Linked DNA regions of Homo sapiens: all the other regions are linked to region 2. A link is a loop called in an ENCODE intact Hi-C map of the cell type or tissue named here. Cell type or tissue: natural killer cell. All regions are shown on one strand. Region 1 overlaps PITPNM2 (phosphatidylinositol transfer protein membrane associated 2). Region 2 overlaps MTRFR (mitochondrial translation release factor in rescue). Region 3 overlaps HIP1R (huntingtin interacting protein 1 related). Region 4 overlaps PITPNM2 (phosphatidylinositol transfer protein membrane associated 2). Region 5 overlaps CCDC62 (coiled-coil domain containing 62).

Region 1 (5,000 bases), 160 kb after region 2:
GGTCTGGCCGGTACCCCTCCCCGCCTGGCCACCTGGACCCTGAGGCCTGGTATGGGGGAGGCTGCAGCAGCAGAACTGTGGGATTGGCTCTCTGCTGATGCCTTCCCTCTGGCATATGGCTCCTCCGCCCGCCTTGGGCTCTGCCAGCGGCTCCCCTTTCTCCATGGCAACTCAGCTCAGTGGTCCCAGTGGAGGAGAGAAAATCAATTCTCCCTCCTTCCCGCCCTCCCTCTCCGCTCCCCACCCCTTCCTCTCCGGCCTGCCTTTCTCCCTTCCTCCGGCATCCCTGCCCAGTCTCCCAGCTCCTCCGTCCACCCATCCTGGGGACACGCGTGCTCCTCAGTGTCCTCTGTCTCCAGGCATGGGCTGCTGGGAGAGCTGCGTGCTGGGGGCGGCCCCCTGAGGCCGGCAGCATGGGGAGCTCAGCGGACCTCTGCAGGGATGGGAGGCTGCTGCGCGACCCCAGCCTGGCTCCTGTGGTGCACACCTCCTGGCTCTGATACTTTGTCCCCCCACCCCTTCCCTCACATTGGCTTCCTAAAAGGTAATTTTCTGCTCCTTCTGAAACATGTCACAGCCTCAGGATGGGTTTATTAGCAAGGAAGGCTCTGTCTGGTCACGCGGGCTGCTTGCTTTCTCTCCGAAGAGCTGGGATGGAGGGAGAGAGAGAGGGAGAGGCCTCACCTGGCATGCTCAGAACTCAGAGGGGGCACAGCAGAGTTTGGGTGCGTGGAGTTCTCCTCTAGGGAGTCTGTGAGTAGCTCGACTCCTGCCTCCTGGTGCTTGGGTAGGTACAGCACTCCATTGTACTTCCATTTTCCACTGTGATTGCCACGGGGCATAGAAAATCTGCTTTCCTGGACTGTGGTTGGACCAAGGAAAGGGGAGGAAATTCAGAGGCATGCACGTGCGCCCTAGATGGGGCAGGGCTCTGGAGTGGTGATTGTTGGCCACACGTTGGCTGTCTCTCTGACCAATCCTTCATTATCTGAAAATGAGAGTTCAGTGAGGAAATGTTTTGTCCCTCTCCACCCCTGATAACAAGGGGTGTCCCTCCCCACCCCGATATCCCCCATAACCAAGATTTCCAAGAAGGTGGTGTAGGGAGGATCGTCTGCTGGCTGGCTTCAGGCAGAGCGGCCCTGCCAGTGTGTCTGTCTGGATAGCACCATCTGTTTGGGACAGCCCCTCGGCACAGTTTGGTCAGGCAGGATTTCAAGCCTGCTGCCCAGTGGGTCAACATTCTGCATCATTTCTTCCCCATCCCCAGTAGATGCATTCAGAATGACTCTTAAGTGGCTTTCCCAGAGGGAATCTGTGAGGCTAACCCCTCAGCAGCGCAGCCCGGGGAGACACACTCCGACCCATGCCCGGCACAGGCAGCTCCCACCGTGACCTCTGCTTCCTGTGCAGCAGGCAATGGAAAAAAGAACCCCTGGTTGTCAACAAGAACAGCTCCCGTGTTGATGGAAAGTGAGGGCCAAAGAAACCGGATTTAGCACCCAGTTCTTAGAAGTTATGGGTTTGAATGGTGTCTGAGAGTAACCCCTCTCTGATCTTTAAATAGGAAGTGTTACACCAAGTAGCCCTGTCTGACTCACCAGGGAGCTTCAGAGTTCAGGTACCAGGGAACCCATAGTCAACTCTGAAAGAGGCACTCAACTTGGAGGGCTGACTGCAGAGAAGTCTAGATGTTCCAGTATGTGTCTGTGTCTCAGGGTGCAGTGGGGATTGAGGGTGGGACCAGAATTGGCTCACAAAGTGAATAGTTGAATATAGGACTTCAGCCTCATGAGCACCTGATTGGATTCTGTTTTTTGTTTCAGCATTCTCTCTGTCAGATTGTTTTAATAACAGCATCAGAGCCTTGAAGGTGGCCTGAGACAGGACTCCCTGTGTGGTTCTGTGGTTGGGCATCTTTAAACTATGTTTATCTCCCCAAAGCCCTGTTTCTTTAAAACTGCCTTTGAGCCCCCCAGAGACCCTCAATTCTTGGTGCTTCTCTTTGAGCAATCAGATGGGTTACAACTGGGCAGGATGAGAGGAATGCTTTTGTGTCTGCACAGGTCTGTGCTGTTTCTTCCTCTGCTTTGGGGCTGGAGAATCACCCAGACCCTCCTGGCATCTGGGCGGTGTGCAGGCTTCTTAACAACATTACGGGCATCTGGATTCTGGTTGGTTGCTGGGAATTCTGATGGGTTTACGAGTTATGTGATGGGCGGGGAGGCCATGTGCTAGTTTTGTTTAGTTTGGTTTTGGTTTGCTAGTGAGCGGAAAATCTGATGTGACACCTTAAAGGCCAGCCCACAAGTGGCAGCACCTGATCGTCATCTCTGCTCTCAGCCTCTATGGGAGGCACCCGGCCCTGCCGTTGCTGCTGGGCTTCCTCTGCCCTGAGGGCTTTCGTGTGAGCTCAGGGCAATGCAAGTGTGTGTTCAGTTACCAAGCCCAAAAGTCAAAAGAACAGCCAGAGCCAAGCTGGCTTTTGAGGAGAGAGGCCGGCTCCTCCAGCCTGGCTGCATTTGCCTGAGGTAGATCGTGAGTGCTCTGCCCCAGCCTCTCCGCCCTCCTGTGTCCTTTCTCAGCGGCTGCTCTAAAGTATAACTTCACGTAGTGGTGACTTAACTTGAAAGGAGCCGCAGGGGGCGTGAGAGCAGCTTGGAGAGGTGGGAGCCTGGGCCGCCGATGGCTCCAGCCTGTGAAAGTGTGGAAAGCTCGTTCCAGGAAAATTGGAATAATCACCTCATTGGCTGGCTTTCAGGCGGTGAGTGGTTCTTTCTTTAATTTGACAGGAGCGCTGGGATTCAGGGAAGGGCGTGGTGGGAAGCCCTGTGGTTCAGACAGACCCCACGAAGCCAGTGAAGCTCCCAGGAGAAAGTCTGATTTATTTTTCCCTGGCCTGGCTTGCAGCATGGTGGAATCCACCACCCAGGCTGTGCTGGGCAGGACAGGCCGCTCTGATGCGGGTCAGAGATTCTGGGACTCAGAACATCTGCCTTGGCCCCCGCCCAGCCCGTGCCTAGCTTTGAAAAAGTCTGTTGGTGGTGTTGCATGATGACTTAAACTGCAGGAAGAGAGAAGCTCATGAACATTAAACTCTCCCCCAGTCTCTCTTGTGAGTTTCCTGAACACACACGTACTTATACATGCACATACACGCCTTTGCCCACAAGTGCACATATGCTTGCAGATACACACACACAGCCTCCCCACATGCACACTCACACAAATACATGTGCACATGCCATGCAGGCATGCACATGCAACTCACAAGCTCACACCCACATGCACGCACACACAAATATGTTTTCCCTGCCTGCTAGCAGGGGTGTACCTACCATTTGGCATTCTTCTCATGCTAACATGATCCCATGTAAACGGTTCCCAGGATTGTTAAGATCAGACAGCTGTCCTTTTTATGCATTGCTTTACAGCTCAGTGTCTCACCTGAGTGAGACAACTGTCCCTGTCCACTTCTGGAAAGAGCTGCCTCTGTTCCCTCTTTTCCTCCCTGGTGCTCTGTTGCATGGTCTGGTGTATTACAGGGATTGGCATGTTTGTGTCTGCAGGGGAGCCTCTGGGTGCTGGCTTTCTGTCCAGGGCTTCTGAGGGCCGCCAGCCCAAAGGGAAGGGATTCATCAGAGACTGATAAGCTTAGGGTGTACTGAGCTGTGAGGCCATATGTGTGTGTTTGTGTGTGTGTGTGGGTGGGTGGGTGTATGTGTAGGCATGTGTGTGTCTATGTGAGGTGTGTGATGTGTTTGCATATGCGTGTGTGGTGTGCTCATGTGGGGGGTGTATATGTGAGTGTGTGTTGTGTGCATATGGACATGTGTGTATTTATATGTGCATGTGTGGTATGTTGTGTGTGTGAGGTGTGTGTGCATGTGTGTGGCATGTATATGTGCCTGTGTGTGCCTATGGGGTATGTGAGAGTGTGTGCAGTGAATGTGAGTGTGGCATTTGTATTTGGGCATCTTTAACTTTGCATTCTGCTTCTCCCATTTTCTGCTTCAATTCCCAGAGCAGGGCTCAGCAAACTCCTTAACCTATGTCTGCACTGGGATCTTAAATCCACTTCACAGACACTTTCCCAAGTCTCATCTGATTTAACAGTTTGCAGCCACCCTAGAAGTACTTGGCGTTGCTCCCATTTTACAGATAAGTAGACCGAGTCTCGGAGGGTTGAGTAGCCTGCCTGTGAAGGCAGAACCAGAACTTGGATCCTTGGCTCTTTCACTCCTTCGCTCCCTCCCTCCCTCTGCCTCACTCATTAGTTATACATGCAACCTGCTCTGCACCGGGCATGGCTGCTGGGCTCTTGGCCTGAAGACTATATTCAGCCCTTGTCCTTCAGCGGGTGCTCAGTATGGGAGGAGGCCAAGGAGGTTGGGTGAGGAGAGCTGGGGGGTGCTCACTCTCCCTGCACTCCACGGCCACCCACCTTAGTTGTCTGAGAAGAGAAAAGGAAGGAATTAGAGAGAGGAAGGAGCAGGCAGCCTGGGGATGAGCTGGAGGAGAGCCCCCTGCATCTGCCCTACCACTCACTTGCCCCAGGGCTTCCACCCAGAGTACGAGGCCACTCTACACTGTGGAAAATCCGGGTCACTCTGATCCTGATCCACTGTTATTCTGCTATAGGAGCAGAGTGGCTCCCTTTCTTTTAAAAATTGCTACATCATGTATCATCAGAAAGACAGTCTGCATCGTGGGGTCTATGTGTTTTAGGCTGAGGATTTCAGCATTGGTGGCTCAGGGTAGTAGGAGCAGCACTGCACATGAGGAGATATGTGCCTCAGTTTCTTCATCTGTAACATAGAGATAACACTGTCTACTTCATGTGTCTCACCACAGAGAACAGGTGTGATGTGCTAGGAGATGAACCACCTGTGTAGGCGGTGGCGAATGGTAGGCTGTTGTTAGAGACAAGGCATTCCCATAACTTACTCTTCAATGGGTCAGGAGTGTTTATGCCCAGAGATGCACACAGAGAGCAGGAG
Region 2 (5,000 bases):
TGCTTTACGAAGATTGTTAAAGTACTCACCAGCCAGTCTCCCCATGCAAACTTTAATGTGCATACAAATCACCTGGGAGTCTTGTGACTTGTGATGCTGGTTCACTAGGTCTGGGGCGAGGCCTGAGGCTCTGCATTTCTTCTTCTTTTTTTTTTAGACGGAGTCTCCGTCACCCTGACTGCTCACTGCAACCTCCGCCTCCCGGGTTCTAGCAATTCTCCTGCCTCAGCATCCCAAGTAGCTGGGATTACAGGTGCCCACCACCACGTCCAGCTTTTTTTTTTTTTTTTTTGTATTTTTAATAGAGATGGGGTTTCACCGTGTTGGTCAGGGTGGTCTCGAACTCCTGACCTCAGATGATCCACAAGCCTCAGCCTCTCAAAGTGCTGGGATTACAGGCGTGAGCCACCTTGCCCGGCGAGGCTCTGCATTTCTAACCAGCTCACAGATGAGGCTGTTGCTGCTGGTCCAGGCCCCACACCCCATGGCAAGGCTAAGTGCTTTAAACAAGGATGCTGCTAGTATTCTGGCACATAGGACTGTTCATTGCTTGATGAGATCCCTGGGATCATGATGGCAATGGTGAAGGCTGAGAAGGTGTAAAGGAGTGTGATGGGAGGGCAAGGAAATCGTCCCAAGAAAAGAATTAAACAAATACTGATTTGAGCTAGCAGAGATGGTGACATGGAAACAAGGAGATTGGGAAACTGGGTCATCTGGGGGAAAAAAAAATAAAAAATGTCACCTCTGTTGTGTTAATGTTCTAGAACAGTGGTGTCCAATAGAAACTAACGCTACTGGGCTGGGCGCGGTAGCTCACGCCTGTAATCCCAGCACTTTGGGAGGCCAAGGCGGGCAGATCATGAGGTCAGGAGATCGAGACCATCCTGGCTAACACGGTGAAACCCCGTCTCTACTAAAAATACAAAAAATTAGCTGGGCATGGTTGCACGTAGCTGTAGTCCCAGCTACTTGGGAGGCTGAGGCAGGAGAATCGCTTGAACCTGGGAGGTGGAGATTGCGGTGAGCCGAGATTGCGCCATTGCACTCTAGCCTGGCAACAGAGTGAAACTCTGTCTCAAAAAAACAAACAAAAAAACAAAACTAATGCTACCCACATGTGAAATTCTAAATTTTCTAGTAGTTACATTAGAAATAATAAATGATGAAATGTATATTTAACCCAATATATCAAAACTATTATTTCCACACGTGATCAACGTTTTATTATTTTGAGACCAGTCTGGCTCCATCACCCAGGCTGGAGTATAGTGGCGCCATCTCAGCTCACTGCAATCTCTGCCTTCCAGGCTCTAGCCATCCTCTCACCGCAGCCTCCTGAGTAGTTGGAACTACAGGCATGTACCAGCATGCCTGGCTAATTTTTGGATTTTTTGTAGAGACGGGGTTTCACCATGTTGCTGTGGCTGGTCTGGAACTCAAACTCAAGCGATCTGCCTTCCTCAGCCTTCCAAAGTGCTGGGATTACAGGTGTGAGCCACTGCACCCAGCCAATATTTTAAAATTGAGATATTCTTTTTTCCCCCTAAATATGAAGGCTTCAAATTCTAGGTTATGGTCATACTTACAGAACATCTCAGTTTGGGCCACATGTGCTGGTGGCTACTTTATGGGACAATGTAGCTCTAGAATCTTGCTACCCAAAGTGTGGTCCACATAGTGGCAAAAGCACCACGTGGAGGATGGTTAGGAATGAAGATTTCAGGCCCTGCTCTGACCTACCAAATGAGAACCTGCAGCCTAACAAGATCCTCAGGTGATGCAGAGGCACATAAAATTTGACAAGCATTGTTCCAGAACACAGGAATCAGCAAGTTCTTCTGATTGCTAGGACAGACACTTTTAAAAGCTTTTCTTTTTCTTTTCTAAAAAAGTAGAGATGGGGTTTCATCATGTTGCCCAGTCTGGTCTCAAACTCCTGAGCTCAAGCAATCTGCCTGCCTCGGTCTCAAAAAGTGCTGGGATTACAGTCATGAGCCACCATGCCCAGCATGTTTCTTATTTATATGACATTTAAGAAACTGAGACAAGAATTCAGGAGGGCTGATTACCTGCTTATTCCGTCTTGTCTCTTCCTTAAGAAGGAGATGAAACCATAGGTCTCAAAACAATGACCTAATAAACAGTTAAGGGCCAAACAACATTGAGCTTAAACAGACCAACGTGCAATGTTGCTGCTTTGAAAAGACAAAACGGCCAGCAGGTGGTGCCAGAAGCTAAGTGAGGGGAAAATGATTTTCTGACAAATGCTTAATAATAATAATTCATGTTTCAAAAATGTGTTTTGGGGCTGGGTGTGGTGGCTCATGACTGTAATCCTAGCACTTTGGGAGGCTGAGGGTGGATTGCCTGAGCTCAGGAGTTCCAGACCAGCCTGGGCAACATGGTGAAACCCCCTCTGTACTAAAATACAAAAAATTAGCCAGATGTGGTGGTGTGCACCTGTAGTCCCGGCTACTCGGGAGGCTGCAGCAGAATAATGGATTCAACCTGGCAGGCAGAGGTTGCAGTGGGCTGAGGTCACACCACTGCACTCCACCCTGGGTGACAGAGTGAGACTCCGTCTCAAAAAAAAAAAAAGTGTTTTGGTGCTGTCTGTAAAATGGTAGTTAAAAAGAAAGTAGCATTTCCCTGTCTTTCACATCCTCCTGTTAGCTCATCCTCCTGCTGTAGGTATCTGAAATCCTTAAGGGCTGAAACCTCTCAAATGGAACCAGTGAGTATTGCTGGTAAGGCTTGAAACAGACCATGCCATTTCCTAGACTTGGGGTTTTACGCTGAAGATAAAGCACCCTTCACTCACAGTAAGTGTTTGCAGATAGTTATTTCTCAAACAAGGAAAGCATAATAGATTGAGCAGGAAATGCAGAGCTGTAGTCTTTGATTTTGGCGGACGGGAGGAAAAAGAGACTACTCTAGGTCTGGTCTAAATTTAACAGGCTTAATGCTTGAATGCTTAATGCTGCAGAATTCAAGAGATAGCTAATGAAGTAAAGAGGAAAACATTCACTTCACACAATCCCAACATCTCGTTCATTTTTATTTTATTTTTGAGCCGGAGTTTCGCTTGTCACCCAGGCTAGAGTGCAATGGCGTGATCTTGGCTCACTGCAACCTCTGCCTCCCAGGTTCAAGTGATTCTCCTGTCTCAGCCTCCTGAGTATCTGGGACTACAGGCACCTGCCATCATGCCCGGCTAATTTTGTATTTTTAGTAGAGGCGGGGGTTTCTCCTGACATCAGGTGATGCGCCTGCCTTGGCCTCCCGTAGTCCTGGGATTACAGGCGTGAGCCACAGTGCCTGGCCCCGTTTATTTTTTTTTAAGCAGAAAACTTTGAATCCACAGAATTACACCTGTGCTATTTGTGTGTATCATATTTCTTCTATTTTTTTTTTTAGCCGGAGTCTCACTCTGTCACCCAGCCTGGACTGCAGTGGCGCAATCTCAGCTCACTGCAACCTCCGCCTTCCAGATTCAAGCAATTCTCCTGCCTCAGCCTCCCAAGTAGCTGGGACTACAGGCGCATGCCGCCACGCTTGGCTAATTTTTTGTATTTTTAGTAGAGATGGGGATTCACCGTGTTTCTCAGGCTGGTGTTGAACTCCTGACCTCAGGCGATCCGCCCGCCTCGGCCTCTCAAAGTGCTGAGAGGTGTGAGCCACCGCGCCCGGCCCCATATTTGTTCTATTTATGGCATCTAACGGGAACTTTATAATTTATCAACTACACTATTAAAACAGAAACACATTAAAAAAGCAGGAATAACAACACTGTATATTTTCTTCCAAAAGTCTCAAAGCCTATATTTCTATTAACGATGCCTTGTGTTTGTTTAGGACTTAAACATATACAAACCAAAGCAGTTTCTTCTTCTTTTTTTTTTTTTTGAGACAGGGTCTCCCTCTGTCACCCAAGTGGAGTGCAGTGGCATAAAAATGGCTCAGTGCAGCCTTGACCTCCTGGGCTCAAGCAAGCTTCTTTGCCTCAGCCTCCCCAGTAGCTGGGGCCACAGGTGTGTACCACCATACCTGGCTAGTTTTTAATTTTTTGTAGAGATGGGGTCTTGCCATGTTGCCCAGGCAGGTCTCGAACTCATGGGCTCAAGCAATCCTCCTGCCTCAGCCTCCCAAAGTGATGGGATTACAGGCGTGAGCCACCACGTGCAGCTGCAAAGCACTTTCAAATACATTATTGTATTTAATACAAATAAAGAAAATAAGAGATGCACACTTCCTGATTATCTCAGTAAGACCTATCTTGGAAACCATTAGGTTTTCAATTTTTGAAACTAAATTATCCTTTCTACACCTTGTTTCATTACCTTTCATATCTCCAGATCTTTTTCCAGTTTCTTAGGCAATGTTAGCTCCTTTTCCTTAACTTTTTCTGTTTTAAGTTTTTATTTATTTATTTTTTTGAGACGAGTCTCACTCTGTTGCCCAGGCTGGAGTGCAGTGGCACCATCTTGGCTCACTACAACCTTTGCCTCCCGGGTTCCAGCGATTCTCCTGCTTCAGCCTCCCAAGTAGCTGGGATTATAGGCACCAGCCACCACGCCCAGCTAATTTTTGTATTCTTAGCCCAGATGGGGTTTCACCATGTTGGCCAGGCTGGTCTCGAACTCCTGACCTCAAGCGATCCGCTTGCCTCGGCCTCCCGAAGTGCTGGGAGTACAGGCATGAGCCACCACGCCCGGCCAACTTTCTCTTTTTAAAAAGACTAGTCAAGTACAGTAGAGAAGGGGGAAAGAGTAGAACAAGAAGTTTGATCTGTGACTGTGAACAATTAATTAAGATAACTCACTACCAGGCCGAGCGCGGTGGCTCACGCCTGTAATCCCAGCACCGTGGGAGGCCGAGGCAGGTGGATCATGAGGTCAGGAGATCGAGACCAACCTGGCTAACACGGTGAAACCCCATCTCTACTAAAAATACAAAAAAAAAAAAAATTAGCTGGGCCTGGTGGCAGGCACCTGTAG
Region 3 (5,000 bases), 380 kb after region 2:
CAAAGCCAGGGCCTAGCCCACTCTAGCCGCAGGGTCCCCTCCCTGAGGGCCCTGGTCCAGCACCTGGGTTTCTGGGCTTTTTCTGGCTGAGCTGGAGGGCCTAGGGCCAAGCCCACTCTCCGGAGGGCTGGAAACCACCCCTTCAGGTGGGCAGTGGGGCGCGGCCAGAACGGGGGAATGGAAAACAGGAAATGGGGGTGGCTGCAGATTCCAGCTGGAAATGGAAACTCACTCCAGGAGTGAAGGCAGCGCCCGGGCCGCTATGTCTCACCTCACTCCCCAGAAAGCGGCCCCTTCCAGCATCTGACCCCTCCTGGGGGGCTCCCATCACGGAGGCCCGAGGGCCAGGCCTGAGGAGTAATGGGCGACATTCCTCTAGCCCACACAGAGCCTGGTCTGCGGAGACCACGCAGCTGGAGGGCCTGGTAGAATCGGTGCCCCAGAAGGCCACAGACAGGATGCCTGACCCTCGTCCCATCAGCCGGCACGGGCTGTGTGCCTTCCATCCATCCACGACCTTCAGGAGTCCAGAAGGCAGGGAGCCCCACGCTGGCCCGGTTTCCCAGTGTGCTGACTACAAACGTAGGAAGAAGAGCTCTAGCTCGGAATATTAAAAACACTATTTTCTGAAGAGGAATATTAAAAACACTATTTTCTGAAGAGTTGAGGCTCAGGCCTACCGGGTCCTGGCTGCACCCCAAAGTTCCTTCTGCAGATAAATAAGAGACTCACATCCAGAAGCACCACCCACATGGCCCAGGACCCTGCAGGCTCAGTAAGGGCCAGGGGCCTTGAGGACATTGATCCAGACGGTGGGGCGGGAGGCTTGGGCACCAGGTGGAGGGGCAAGGCCTCTCGGTCCTGTCAGGGCAGTTGCAGAGGCCCAGGCCTGTCACCAGCCACCCTGCTGGACCCCTGGGGGGCCTAGTAGTTCACGAGTTGAGCTGGGTAGATGCCATCCTTTTTGTCAAGCTGCAGGGGTTAAAGGTGGGGGGTCAGTGGTCACAGCCAGGCACCTGGGGCCCCACCTCTCCCTTGAGCAAGCTCCTCCCTGCATGTTGTCAGTGGTCCCTGACTTCCCCAGGGACGTGCACCATGTGCCCCTCTAGGGCTGGGGACAGCACCCCCGTCCAGGAACTCCCCCATCCCAGTGCAGACGGCACCTGGTGGTCCTGTCTGGGGGCCACGCTGGGCTTCTGGGCCAGGGGTGGTTTCTTGGTGGTTACACTTCGGGGGGCAGTGCTGGGCCGGATGGCCACCTCCTCTCCAGGGCTGCCTGATGCCCCAGCCAGCACGTAGTGTTGCTTCCGCAACTCCCCCAGCCGCATGCGTTCAGCCTCCAGCGTCTTCTCCAGCTCCAGGACACGCACCTGTAGCCACACGGCCTGCTCAGCCCAGCCCAGCCTCCCCAGGGAGCTCTCTCCTGGGTCCAGGCTTCGCCCGAGGGATGAGCTCAGAGGTCACGGGGCAGCCATGGGCGCCTACCTGGGTCTCCATCTCCTGCTTCTTCAGCTTGATGAGGGACAGGCCGGAGAAATCCATGGTGTCTGTGGCCGGAGGACAAGGGGGTGAACATCTGGGCACCCACCCCCATTCAGCCTCGGGAGCCAGCAGCCCCCGTTGGCATCTGGCACTCACCTCTGTCCTCAATCTGCTCCTGGCCTGACTTGGTGGAGGCCACCACATTGGCAGCCCTCTCATTGACTGTGCGAGAACATTCCTGCAGGCGGCTCAGGTGGGGGCTGTGCTTGTTGGCCTTCACCTGAGGGGCGAGAGGTCAGGGTGGGCCCAGGTCTCCCAGCTCAGGGCAGCAGCAGGCCTGGGCTTGGCAGCCACAGCCCAGGCCAAGCTGGGCCCAGAGCCCAGTGTGCTGCTGTCGGCGTGCAAGCTCACCTTGGAGGCCGCCACCAGCTGGGCCGTGCTGGCTGCGATCTCGTGGGAGCAGACGATGAGCTCCTCATACTTGCCCGTGTGAAGCACCACCTTGTCAGCTGCCTCCCTGCGGGTCAAGGGCCAGTCAGGGCCAGGGTCTCTGACCCCACGGACGGCTGGCACCACTCCACACCCCCTCTACTCCCTGCACCCTGTTGAACCCCAAACTGCTCCAACTGGCAGGAAGCAGCCCCCTGCCCCCCCCCACCCAGGGCAACCTACACCAGCTGTGTGGCTCCCCAGCCCACAGCCTTGGAGGCCGAGATGAGGCCTTCGGTCCAGCGCGAGTTCTTGGCGTAAAATTCCTGCTGCGTGGCTGCCCCCTAGTGGCGACGGGAGAACAGGGCAGGACATGCCAGTCAAGGACACCAAAGGTGGAAAGTGGCCCTCAAGGGCCCTCTCCCCCTCACTCTGGCCATAGGGCGCATCCCTGAGGCCTCCCTGTGGTAGGGGGTGGAGGGTCTCATGCCCAGGGTGGCCTAGGCTGGGGGTCAGGCTCCTTGTGGACTGTGCCCTGCTGCCGCCGGCCCCTCACCCTGCCGCTCTCCACGATCTCCTTCTGCAGGCTAGTGGATGTCGTCACCAGGAGCCGGATAGCCTGCCGAGACCAAGACAGCAATGACTGGTGGCCCTCCAGGTGCAGACCCCCCCGGGTCACAGCCCCTCACCTTCATCAGGTCTGTGCAGGAGTTGAGGATCCTGGGGGAGAGAAGGAGAGACTTAGCTGCCGCTCTGCAGAGCAGCCCACACGACGCCATGGCGGGCCTGGCCACATCAGGGCTCAGCAGGTGGGGAGGGAGTGTCTGCTCTGAGCCAGGCCTTCCTTTCCCGTGAGCAGAACAGTTGGGGGCAGAACCTTAGGGGCCACGGGGAGCCCACCTCGGCTGGGCCTGGGGGGACAGAAGGGGGGCTCACCTCTCGTTCACCTCCAGCTTCACCCCCGAGCTGGCGTGGCGTGCCTGGTTCATCATGTCCTGCACCCAAGAACAGAGCCGTGAGCTGGCTGGGAGGAGGGGACCGTGGTCCTGGGAAAGCCAGGGCTGCCTCCTGCCCTCTCAGCTCTGACCTCACAGGCCCCTGGAAAACGCCATCTGTCCTCTGTCTGGAGGCTGAGAGCAGGAGTGGGTGCAGCCTGTACCCAGCCCAGTTGGGGCCTCCGGCCCCCAAAGCTCCACAGGAATGAGGGGAGTCCCCAGATCCCGTGCTCACCTCAATCCTCCGCACAGCATCTTCAATGGCTGCGGATGTGGCCGCCATCTCCTTGTCGACCACGGCCCCCAGCTCCTCCTGCCGCACATCTAGGCTCTTGGGTTTCAGTTCCTGGTGAGGATGGGAGTCAGACAGGGGTAGCCTCCGTCCCCCCCCGTCCCACGGGCAGCCTGGGAAAGAGGTTGGGGACCACAGGGATCGAGGAGGGTGCATGGTCCCCACCCTGTGTCCTGAGGCTGCAGGCTCCACGCACAAACACCTGTTCAGCCAACCCAGAGGTGGGTGCAGAGGTCAGAGGCAGGCCCAAGCCTCCCAAACCCACACTCAGCTGTGCCTCACCTGGCCCAGCTGAAGGATGCCCTGCAGGGGTGTCCGCACCAGGCTGGCCTGCATGTGCCGCAGAGCCTGCTGGTCCTGCAGCTGCCCCATGAGCTCCAGAGCCCGGGCCCCGCACTCCCTGCAGGTGTCTATGAGGCCTGGGGTGAGAAAGGACCGTGAGTGGAGCCCCCCCCACCGACAGGCTCCATAAGGACCCCCAGGGGAGACAAGCCAGTGAGGTGGACAGAACCTGCCATCCCAGGACCCACTTACGGTCGGCAGGGTCGGTGGGAGCCAGGTGCGAGGTGGCACCGCCATTGATGATGGTATCCGCAGCCAGGTGGGAGAAGCGGGTCAGAGCTGCCACCAGGGCGGAGGCGTCTGTGCGGGTGGGTGGGGCCAAGGTTGGGGGAGGATGACACTGAGACACTAGCACTGGGACCACCGTCGGTGGCCAGCTATCCCAGGAGGAGGAGGAAGAGGAAAGGAGGGCTCGGCAAGACAACGTCCAGGAGGCAGTGGGAACCACACCACAGTGTGTGTGGCCCCGGGCCCTTCAGTGCTCTGCCACCTGCAGACATATGGTGGCCCAGGCCCCAGAGGCAAAAGCCTATTTGTCCACAGGGCAGGGGTGGGTTCCTGGGAAGGAGCAGGCAGGGGGCATCTGCTTGGCTTCCCAGAGAGGTCCCTGCTGTCTGTAAACCTCCCAAAAGGCAAGAGGTGGCCATGGGCGCTGGAACTGGGACACAGCCCCCGCCTCCGCCCTGCCCTGGCTACACTCACCTGCCAAGGAGGTCAGGTACTGGGCGTGGCCCTCCTCCAGGGTGCTCACGGCATCCAAGGCCTCCTGGGCCCTGCTCACCAGGTAGTCTGCAAGCACGAGGAGAACTGAGGCCCCTGCCACCCGCTGCTCAGGGCTGGGGATGGGAAGGAGGCAGGGGAGCGGCTGAGTGTGGCCCCACTGTCTACCTGGGGAGCTGGTACAGCGCAGGTGCAGGGGGTCGTCCAGCTTGCTCACGGCATCCTGCAGGATGCCCGCGGCCTCGGCAGCAGCGCCCCGCAACACTGCGAACTGCTCGTCCAGCAGCCTCTGCCGCAGCCCCTGCTCCTGAGACTCCTGGCAATGGGGGTGAAGAGGACAGGTTAGAGATCCTCCCCAAGGCCAAGGATGTGCCCCAGCCCTGGAATGACCCATGGGCCACCAGTTGGAGCCCAGCTGAGACCCTCACTGGTCAGGGGGGTGGAGATTTCTAGAAAGAGGCTTCCCACACAGTGCACAGCTCAAGAATAAAAAGATAACCCAATTAAAACGTGAGCTCAAGGTCCTAAAAGACATTTCTCCAAAGATACACAAATGGCCAGGTAGCTCATGAAAAGATATGTAGCACCCTTTGCTATCAGGGAAACACAAATCAAGACCGTGAGAAACCACTCCACACCCACTAGGATGGCTAAAATAAAAAGAAGACAATAATAAGCATTGGCAAGGATGTGGAGAAACTGGAACATTCATGCGTTGCTGGTGGGAGTGTAAAATGGTG
Region 4 (5,000 bases), 190 kb after region 2:
CTTAGGCGACACAGAGAGCTGTGGGCAATTTCTCTGAGCTAAAGGGCTGTGACACCCTCGCTGGGACACCCAGGGACGGCTGGGTCTGTACCCCACTCAGCCATAGCTATTGCAGAAGGAGTCACGGGGGCTCAGAGTGGTGGGCTGGTGCGCCTTTGGTACCATGAGTAGGGTGGGCTTAAGGAGACAGGACTAGGGACACTGGCTACTGACACTGGCTACTGAGACTCCAGCATGGCGTTTGTGCCTCTCTGGACTTGAGGTTAGCCCCACAGCGCTCCTTGCAGGCTGCACAATACCAGCTGTTGTTTTGGAGCAACAAAAATTCATAATTTGCAGCTGATAACTAACAGGCACCCGAGTAAGTTGGCTGACAGCCTCAGTGCTGGAATCTTGCACATGGTGGGCTCCAAGTGGAAGTTTATTGGGAGGTATGTTGGCCAAGTAAAGAGGAGAACCTTGTCCAGGGAAAAACTCAGTCCCAGCGTTGTGCCCACCTGCTCACAAGCCATGGGGAGGCATCTGCAGCCAACATTCAATCCATTTGTGTTAAATGCAGGAATTAAGGAAAGACTGAATTTGATGAGAATTGTCTGCCGACTTAGCCACATGGAGGTCATTTGTGACCTTGACCAATATGGTCTCAGTGGAGTGGGGGTGGTCAAAGTGGGTTGGAAAGAGATCAGGAGGTGAGACAATGGAAACAGCAAGTATAGCTAAGCTTGAGGAGGATTTGCTATAAAGGGGATCAAAGAAGCGGGATGGTGCCAAGGAGGTAGAGTTGAGGGGGGCTGTGGCATGTTGTTTTGTTTTGGTTTTGCAGATATATGGGAGCTATAACTTGCATGTTTGAATGCTGATGGTGAATGAGGAGGTCCATTAGGGAGACAAGAGAGGGGAGCATTTCGGGAGAAGGTCCCTGAATGACAAGAGGGCATGGGCCCCAGTGACAGAGAGTTGGCCTTCAGTAGGAGCAGAGCCGTCCATGCATTGCAACAGCAGCTAGTGGATTGGTGCAATGGGTTGGTCCATTTGATGATGGGAATTTGAGGAAACAAAGAAGACTGGAGCCAGGCATGGTACACATGCCTGTGGTCCCAGCTACTTAAGGAGGCTGAGGCAGGAAGATCGCTTGAGCCCAGGAGTTGGAGGCTGCAGTGAGCTAAGATCACGCCACTGTGTTCTATCTAGCCTGGGTAAAGAGTGAGACTCCATCTCCAAAAAAATTAATGATAAAAAAGTAACGAAGACTCAAGATGGAGAGAAGGTATAAAATCAGGAGTGGGAAATAGTGAAGGAACTGAATCACTGAAGTAGGACTGCAGGAGCTGTGCCCTCCTGGAGTGTCCTGTCAGAGTTTTGAAGGCTGGCCCAGAGGAGTAAGCACTCAGGGGCCTTTGTATTCTCATTATGTATCTACTCTGTCATCACAAGGGCTTATCACCAGTTCAGGAGTAACCCAGGTGAAAATCTCAGCAGTGCCTCTTATCAACTCTGGTGTCTTGGATGGTTCCGGAAAGCTCTGATTTCCCTGGAGAATTGATTGAGCTGAGTTTTGCTTTGGGACAGGGCCTGCAGCACAGCCAGCTCTCTGCCAACAGGCTCTCAGCCTCTAAGCATCTCAGGGGGCCCTCCCTTCTGCATGCCCCAGAAGCTGAGACCTTTCACCCCTAAAGGACTGGCCATTTCTAAGGCCAGTGGCCTCCTGAAAAGCCCTGGCACTTCTTATGTAGGAGGATGGTCTGGGTGCTGCTGCTGAAATGGTGGTGGCCTCAGGGAGGTGACCAGGAGTGAGAAAGGAAGGCCCCTGAGCAAACCCCAGCCTACGATTTTGTAGCCACAGCTTAGACCCTAACTGCTGGGGCCAAGGTCCCCTCTGGGCTTGTTTCTGTTGTCACATCTAAGCCTCCCGTGGCATTTTGTTTAAGGGCCCAGTCTTATTTCAGCCATACTCAGTGTTAAATTAGGGGAGCACCAACCCTGGAGGCCAGTGTGGTGGTGGTAGTAGCTCTGTGACCAGCAGGGTCCCTAGAGGACCAGGGTAGGAGGTGAGTTCCAAATAATTCTCCTTCATGCCATGCTTATCATCTTGGAGGCTCTGAGTTTCAAGCTTATTTCCTCACATGCACATTTGTGCCCGTTTCCACCCAACTGAGGTTGCCATGCTGATAGCCACAGCCAGGGAGGAGGAGTCATAAAAACAGGGCCCCCTTGCCTTGCCGCAGTCCTTGAGCAGGATGCGCCCTCTCGGAGCCTGCTCTGTGGTCTGTACCACTGCTTCCCTGGGTCTGTTGTTTGGGTTGAGGCATTACATAGCGATGCCTCATAACTTAACTCTAACATCCCACTCCTGCTCCTGGAGCTGCAGAGCACTGCAAGCCCCACGGTGCCCCCAGGTGGCCGCTGTGCTGTGGGATCTGGTGACCAACTCCTGCAGTGGCTTGGCAGTTGCCCCAGCTTGGCACTCCAGGTGTACAATGGTGAGATTTATGACTTTCTGTGGGATTTGGGGTAACTGCCGCAGTGCCCAGGGCTTTAAAGCTCTCTGGGACCCCCTCTTCACTGCCCAGGCCAGCGTTAGAGGAAGGAGTCAGGTCCTGCTTAAAGGTGTCAAGGAATCTGTGGGGGGTGGGGGTAGGAGCTGTGTCCTCCTGCTCAAAGTCTCCTTGGTCCTTGCCCTTCCAGCCTGGCCACCCCTGCCTCATGAACCTGAAGCTCTTTCTGTGTCACTTTTCTCCTCTAATGCCTGGGAGTTTGTGGCTGGGTGGAGGGAGAAGCTGGGAGTCAGGGTCCTGGTTCCCAACCCAGCTCTCTGCCTGCTTCCTGAGCCTTAGTCTCCTCATTTGTAAGGGGAGGGTTGGCCTGCAGCAGGGTCCTCTGCTTGTTTCTTAGCCCAGAAATCCTTTCTTCAAAAGAAATCTCTGCTGGAAGCCCAGTGTCTAACACATAAAGGTGGAACTACTCTGGGGCAGGGATTGGACGATTCTGTGGGTCTGTGACCTCTCCTGCTTTCAGCTCCAGGACACAGAGAGGCAGCTGATCAGTGCTAACCTCATAACACACACCTTCAGAGCAGCCACACACTCCTGCAACCCCAGCCCAGGCATAAGGGGATGGTTGCTGGACAAAGAACAGCCCCTTATCCGTCTGTGCTGCCTCCCATTCATCCAGAGCTTTGGGTCCCTGGATACACATAGATGGTTAGGGGAGGCCTGGGGAGCCTTGTCTGGCTGCATCTGGAGAGGAAGTACTTTTACCATTGCCTGCTTCAGCTCCTGATTGGGAACCAGTAGGTTTGGGAAGCAGAGAGCAGAAGGAAGCTCTCTTAGAGCAAGAGGAGAGGGACTCAAGGGAGGCAGAAGGAGGTTATGGATACCCACAGTCCTGAGTCCCAGGCCCCCAGACCTGCCGGTGGCTCCCTCGCTTCCCACTACTGCAAAAACCGGGGCTCCCGCTGGCTTGGCTTGGAGTAGCTTCCAGACTTAGTAACCAGAATGCAGCTGAACTGCGTTGGGATGGATTCCATCCCCCCTTAACTTTGCACAGCCTCACTAAATTCCATCTGTGACGTCAGACCCCTGCTAATCATGGAAAAACAGATTAAGTTCTATAAACACAATTCTCGTGCTTCCCCTCCCAGTCAGGGTGTCTCATGGCCTCCGCTTAAAGGAGCTGTCCACGTCGCCTCGTCCTGGGCCAAACCCCAGTAATCCACTTTAAGTCTTCATCACATGCCTCCAGCCTGGCCACCCCTGCCTCATGAATCTGAAGCTCTTTCTGTGTCACTTTTCTCCTCTACTCCCTGGGAGGTTCAGGAAGATCTTTGGGCTCCAGCCTGGGAGGCCCAGCTGGTGCTCTGTGTCTTGGTGGGAAGCCATGCCCTTGATTCTTTGGGTGACATCCCTCACAGCTCTTCTTGGTCGTCTGCCTGTGCCTGGAACCCTGGTCTGGATGCATCCTGCACCTCGCGCCTTGCCCACGGCTGGTCTCTTGCTCCATGGCCTCCCTGAGTGGCCCCACTCTGACACGGTCTGGCCAGGTGTTTACTCAAAGACATCAGTGAACATGGGGCTGGGGGTTCTTTCTAGGGTCGTGAATGCCAGGGTCTGGAACCTGAAGACTTTTCTAAGGCCAGGGCCCAGGTGCCACATTTGAAGCCCAGGGAAGGGTCCCTGTCATCCCTGGAGCAGAGCCATGTGGGCTGTGCATGTGGGCGACCACCCAGACCCCTTGCCTGGCCTTCCTCCCTGAAGGGCCTCTGGAGACCTGTATGTGTTTTTTTTTCTCTGTCTGTGCCAGGCCCCAAAAGATGCCCTGCAGACAGCAGTAAAACATAATTCTGTCTAACCCGTCACGACTCCGGCAGAGACGAGATGAAATGTGTGTCTGTCTCGCTAGCACCCAGGCAGCCGGACTGGGTGTAATGAAATTGTCTGAGTGAGGAGGGTTCAGCTTCGGGCCAAGGGGGCTCCAGGGAGAGGCAGACACACAAGTCACACTGCTCTGATACGGGAGGGTCTGCCATGCTCCCTGGCCTCAGCTCAACCAGGGAGAAAGTGAGGAGGACCCTATCTCACCCCAGTAGGTCCGTGCCTGGCTGTAAGGCCAACCAGCACCACAGCAGGGCTGCTCCTCCTTCAGGCCTAGGTTTATTGTCTGCACCTGGGGGTAGGCAGCCCTACCAGGAAGCCCACAGGCCCTATATCTCAGGGACCCGCCTTCCAGACCCTGCTAGGGACAGCAGTGCCACCTTGTTGTTCACTCTTGCTAGTTGAACACTGGTTGGAACAGGGCTGAGCACTTCATGTGCATCACCTCATTTAATCTACAGACACCCCAGCTGGGCAGGGGTGGTTCTTACCCCCAGAAGACAAAATGAAAGATCAAAGGATTAAGCAATTTGCCCACTGTCACAGCTAACAGGTGGCAGAAGGTCTAGCTGATTGTTTTATTTTAATCACAACACTACCAGCCCTTCTCTGTCTGTTTACACACACACC
Region 5 (5,000 bases), 440 kb after region 2:
CAGAAAACAGAGGTAAGGAACTCTCTGCTGCTATCTGCCTGAACAAGCAGCCTAAGCTAAAACAATGGGAAGGGACTTAGACGCCTGGAACCTGCTGAATTCTGATCAAGACTCTGCCTTTTACCGCCTGGGAGACCTGAGGCAGACACTCAGTCTATAAGAGCTCACCTACAGGACTGTCAGGACCCACAGAAATGTAAACTAGTATCATTGTTCTCTTTGCAAACTCCTTACTCCTAGTTATGTACAAGCAAAACATGTCCCTCAGCCTATGTAAAAGAACACGCCTGTAATCCCAGCACTTTGGGAGGCCAAGGTGGGCAGATCATGAGGTCAGGAAATCAAGACCATCCTGGCTAACACGGTGAAACCCCATCTCTACTAAAAAATACAAAAAATTAGCTGGGCATGGTGGCGGGCGCCTGTAGTCCCAGCTACTCGGGAGGCTGAGGCAGGAGAATGGCATGAACCCAGGAGGCTGAGCTTGCAGTGAGCCGCGAACACACCACTGCACTCCAGCCTGGGCGACAGCGAGACTCCGTCTCAAAAAAAAAAAGAACTGCATTTTCTACAAGTTTTAAACTTAAAAGTAAAACTTTAAGACATCTTCCAACTTCAAATAAAACATGGTAACATCTGACTGGGTGCGGTGGCTCACACCTGTAATCCTAACACTTTGGGAGGCCGAGGCGGGTGGATTGTCTGAGCTCAAGAGTTCGAGACCAGCCTGGGCAACACAATGAAACCACGTCTCTACTAAAGTACAAAAAATTAGCCAGGTGTCGTGACGTGTGCCTGCAGTCCCAGCTACTCCGGAGGCTGAGGCATGAGAATTGCTTGAACCCAGGAGGCGGAAGTTGAAGTGAGACAAGATCGCACCACTACACTCCAGCCTAGGCGACAGACCAAGACTCCATCTCCGAAAAAAAACAAAAACAAAAAAAATCGTGACATTTAGCCATAGCACTTGACGGCATATTATCATGTTATGCCCTTTAAAAATTCTTTTTTGGGCTTAAGCCAAGCACGATGGCTCATGCCTATAATCTTAGTACTTTGGGAGGCCAAGGCAGGAGGATTATCTGAGGCTAGGAGTTCAAGACCAGCAGCCTGGGCCACATAGCGAGACCCTGCCTCTACTAAAAATAAATAAAATAAAATAAAATTAGCTAGGTGTGATGACACATGCCTGTAGTCCCAGCAACTCAGGAGGCTGAGGTGGCAGGATCACTTGAACCCAGACAGTCGAGGCTGCAGTGAGCTATGATTGCACCACTGCACTCCAGGCTGGGCAACAGAGCAAGACCCTGTCTCTACTAAATAAATAAATTCTTTTGTAGGCTTTGTTCACTTTTATAATTGAAACATGCAAATCTATCAATTGTCTATATTTTGAAAAAGAAGAATAAAACATACAAAAATTGTTTTCAGACAATGGTGTGAGATTGTCTTTAGTTAAGAAGATGTTTAAGGAATCAATTTAGGATGACAGGCATGGTGGCTCATGCCTGTAATCCCAACGCTTTGGGGCTTTGGGAGGCAGAGGTAGGAGGATCTCTTGAGCCCAGCAGTTCCAGACCAGACTGGGCAACATAGTGGAACCTCATCCATACAAAAAATTTAAAAATTAGGCATGTGTGATGGCATGTGCCTGTGGTCCCACCTACCTGGGAGGCTGAGGTGGGAGGATCACTTGAGCCTCAGAGTTTGAGGCTGCAGTGAGCTGCGATTGTACCACTGCACTCCAGCCTGGGTAAAGAAATCTGCTTAGTATATGATAAAAATATTTCACAAAATCGATTTATTATAATATTAGCTAACAAATTCCATGTATTTTACTTAGTAATACATAGTAGAGTGCATGGGTAAAAAGTGATTAATCAAAAAGAAAAGAGACTAACGTATCCTTTAAGCTTTGTTCTTTCCTTTGACCTCCCATAGCATTTTATGCATAGCATTTGTATAGTAGTGAATTCTGTGGGCCTGTGAGCTTCTGAGCATATCGCAGGGCACCTGGCGTACAAATGCTGGTCCAAGGACTGTTTGAATGCAACTGTAAAGCTACAAATATGTGATATCTTTAGCAGCGTTAACGGGTTATCACTACTTGCAGATGCAGCAATCCTAGAAATGGTGAAAATAGTGACCTCTAGTGGCAGAATACCACACTTTCACCCCGATCTTTAATCACAAGAGATTAAAATTAAGAATTCCATTTCACTTAAAACTTCTTAGGTCGGGCATGGTGGCTCGCACCTGTAATCCCAGCATTTTGAGAGGCCGAGGCAAGGGGATCGCTTGATCCCAGGAGCTAGAGACCAGCCTGGGCAACATAGTGAGACCCCTTCTCTGCAAAAAAATTAAAAATTTAGCCAGGCTACTAGGAAGGCCAAGGCGGGAGGATTCCTTGAGTCCAGGAGTTTGAGGCTGTGATGAGCCTCAATTTTTTCCCATTAATTTACAGACAAACTGCATTCCATTCCCTGCCATATTCCTTACCTACCCCCAGTATCTCAGAGTTTCCACTGGTGAAGGCCTACTTCTCCACTCCCAACTGAGAATGACTGACATAGAGAGCTTGTTGACATCCCTGCCAGCCAAGATGATTCTACTGGGCTTTCTTTTCAGTGGTTTGTGTTAGGAAAGTCATTGATTTAGAGGTAAAGTTCCGAAGAGAAAATCATATGAACACTTTTTGGTCTACTGATACCTACCCTCAGTCCCCCTTTTACTAGGGGTACACATTCATTAAAAAACCCCTACTCTGAGCACCCATACAACCATTCTGTTTTTCGCTTTCAGTAAATTACATGATATATTCAACAATTTATTATAAAACAGCCTTTGTGTGAGATGATTTCGTCCAAATGCAGGCTAATGCGAGTGTTCTGTGCATGTTTAAGGCAGGCTAGGCTGAGCTATGCTGGTGGCTGGGTTGGCTTCATTAAATGCATTTTTGACTTGCGAGGGGTTTATCAGAATGTAACCCTGTAAGTCAAGGAGCATCTATGTTATGTTTTTAGTAAGAAGCAGAGTCACACGCTTAAGCTGGAAGGGAGAATAGCTCATTTTACAGAAGAGGAAATAGTGACTGGGAACGGGATGGCAGCATTAACACTCGCTGCTTGGTCCACCATCGGTCCCACAAAGGGTGTTAAAAACAAACAAAAAGGCCTGGCGTGATGGCTCATGCCTGTAATCCCAGCACTTTGCGAGGCTGAGGCGGGCGGATTATCTGAGGCCAGAGTTCGAGATCAGCCTGGCCAACATGGTGAAACCCCGTCTCTACTAAAAATATAAAAATTAGCCGGGCATGGTAGCATGCGCCTGTAATCCCAGCTACTTGGGAGGCTGAGGCAGGAGAACTGCTTGAACCTGGGAGGCAGAGGTTGCAGTGAGCCGAGATCATGCCACTGCATTCCAGCCTGGGCGACAGAGTGAGACTCTGTCTCAGAAAAAAATAAAAATAAAAAAGCCGGGCTCACGCCTGCAATCTCAGCACTTTGGAAGGCCAAGGCCCGTAGATCACTTGAGGTTAGGAGTTCAAGAAGACCAGCCTGACCAATGTGGTGAAACCCCGTCTCTACTAAATATACAAAATTTAGCCGGGCGTGGTGGCTCATACCAGTAACCCCAGCTACTAAGGAGGCTGAGGCAGGAGAATCGCTTGGGCCCGGGAGGCAGAAGTTGCAGTCAGACGAGATTGCACCACTGCACTCCAGCCTGGGTGACAGAGCAAGACCCTGTCTCAAAAAAGACCCTGTCTCAAAAAAAAAAAAAAAAAAACCATTTTGGGAGAGGTATAATTCCTTCAGCCTGTCATCATTGCAAGTCTAGGTTACAAATACATTCGATCATCTGTTTTACCAGTAAAAAGCAATTCATCGTGCAGGCAACTTTTCTCTTGCTTGAGGCGAATGATCTCTTCTCGTTGCTCATTATTTTCTGTCGTCTTTTCATTGAGGTCCTCTTCACAACAGAAGAAAAAGAAAGTCCTCAAATAAATACTAGGTTCCAGTCCTCATATACACACTATGCCTAACTCTCACATCCTCAGCGGCTCCTTCCGGTCCTGATGGATCTATAGACAAAATCTGTTTCACAGCCAACATCTCCACACCTGGCAAGGACCCCTGGTTGGAGGCTTCGCTTGCTCTCATCTGACTGACCTCCCTGCACCAGCCTTGCCTCTCCTGTGACAGCCCAGTGTACACAGAGCAATCTTTTAAAAATCAAAATCTGCCCAGCGCAGTGGCTCACGCCTATAATCCCAGCACTTTGGGAGGCCAAGGCGGACAAACCACTTGAGGCCAGGAGTTCGAGACCAGCCTGGCCAACATGGTGAAACCCCGTCTCTACTAAATATACAAAAATTAGCTGGGTGTGGTGGCACACACCTGCAATCCCAGCTACTCAGGAGCCTGAGGCAGGAAAATCGCTTGAATCCAGGTGGCAGAGGTTGCAGTGAGCTGAGATCACGCCACTGCACTCAACCTGGACAACAGAGTGAGACTCCATCTCAAAAAAAAGTAAAGTAAAATAAAAATAAAGGCCAAGTGCAGTGGCTCACACCTGTAATCCCAACACTTTGGGAGGCTGAGGCGGGTGGATCACCTGAGGTCAGGAGTTCGAAACCAGCCTGGCCAACCTGGTAAAACCCCGTCTCTACTAAAAATACAAAAATTAGCTGGGTGTGGTGGTGGGCGACTGTAATCCCAGCTACTCAGAAGGCTGAGGCAGGAGAATTGCTTGAGAGGCAGGCGGGGGTTGCAGTGAGCTGAGATCGCGCCATTGCACTCCAGCCTGGGCGACAAGAGTGAAATTCTGTCTCAAAAATAAATAAATAAATAAAACTAAAAATAAAAATCTGCTCGTGTCATTTCTCAGTGAGAAGCCTTGCTACTGCACTGAGGATGAAATCCAAATCCATTACCACAAACTGCAGAGCCCAGCATGACCTGACCTGCCCATCTCCCCACCGCCGTTCCCTCCTTTCCTTC

The links. A loop is a pair of places that touch in the nucleus more often than their neighbours do. Peaks named below come from ENCODE experiments on the same cell type or tissue, not always from the same donor. Only the 100,000 strongest peaks of a DNase experiment are listed, where the experiment ranks them.
Region 1: it touches region 2 in a loop (2.4-fold over the local background); 7 of 110 quality-filtered maps call a loop at or near these places.
Region 3: it touches region 2 in a loop (5-fold over the local background); 49 of 110 quality-filtered maps call a loop at or near these places.
Region 4: it touches region 2 in a loop (4-fold over the local background); 84 of 110 quality-filtered maps call a loop at or near these places.
Region 5: a loop joins it to region 2, with 14 times the contacts of the local background. A loop is called at or near these places in 11 of 110 quality-filtered maps.

The regions. Positions count from the first base shown.
Region 1 is chr12:123,073,338-123,078,337 of GRCh38, reverse strand. All of the region lies in intron 2 of PITPNM2 (phosphatidylinositol transfer protein membrane associated 2), which reads left to right. Among named protein-coding and RNA genes, the nearest start is that of PITPNM2-AS1, 5.5 kb to the left of the region's middle. RefSeq lists an enhancer at 1-390. In natural killer cell, a CTCF peak has its summit at 2,604; DNase peaks (open chromatin) are centred at 1,547, 2,317 and 3,097; H3K4me3 peaks cover 1,708 bases; H3K27ac peaks cover 2,397 bases.
Region 2 is chr12:123,235,502-123,240,501 of GRCh38, reverse strand. The region is part of intron 1 of MTRFR (mitochondrial translation release factor in rescue); the gene reads right to left. It also overlaps a transcript of MPHOSPH9 not described here. Among named protein-coding and RNA genes, the nearest start is that of MTRFR, 4.6 kb to the right of the region's middle. RefSeq lists enhancers at 2,128-2,327, 2,938-2,987. In natural killer cell, a CTCF peak has its summit at 2,246 (motif pointing right); DNase peaks (open chromatin) are centred at 2,221, 2,551 and 2,661; H3K27ac peaks cover 1,367 bases.
Region 3 is chr12:122,857,678-122,862,677 of GRCh38, reverse strand. HIP1R (huntingtin interacting protein 1 related) reads right to left here. Exons shown (of 32, transcript NM_003959.3): 19 at 4,429-4,576; 20 at 4,243-4,329; 21 at 3,733-3,840; 22 at 3,481-3,617; 23 at 3,142-3,252; 24 at 2,848-2,906; 25 at 2,601-2,631; 26 at 2,468-2,530; 27 at 2,155-2,255; 28 at 1,894-1,999; 29 at 1,639-1,762; 30 at 1,486-1,547; 31 at 1,164-1,370; 32 at 1-972. The coding sequence ends at 925. Among named protein-coding and RNA genes, the nearest start is that of HIP1R, 25 kb to the right of the region's middle. RefSeq lists a silencer at 1,902-2,196. In natural killer cell, CTCF peaks have their summits at 2,072 and 2,279 (motif pointing left); a DNase peak (open chromatin) is centred at 2,237.
Region 4 is chr12:123,041,020-123,046,019 of GRCh38, reverse strand. All of the region lies in intron 2 of PITPNM2 (phosphatidylinositol transfer protein membrane associated 2), which reads left to right. Among named protein-coding and RNA genes, the nearest start is that of MIR4304, 33 kb to the right of the region's middle. RefSeq lists an enhancer at 1,891-2,470. In natural killer cell, a CTCF peak has its summit at 2,392 (motif pointing left); a DNase peak (open chromatin) is centred at 2,299; H3K27ac peaks cover 1,590 bases.
Region 5 is chr12:122,790,989-122,795,988 of GRCh38, reverse strand. CCDC62 (coiled-coil domain containing 62) reads right to left here. Exons shown (of 13, transcript NM_201435.5): 6 at 3,868-3,969. Among named protein-coding and RNA genes, the nearest start is that of CCDC62, 19 kb to the right of the region's middle. RefSeq lists a silencer at 41-241. In natural killer cell, CTCF peaks have their summits at 1,965 and 2,164 (motif pointing left); a DNase peak (open chromatin) is centred at 2,138.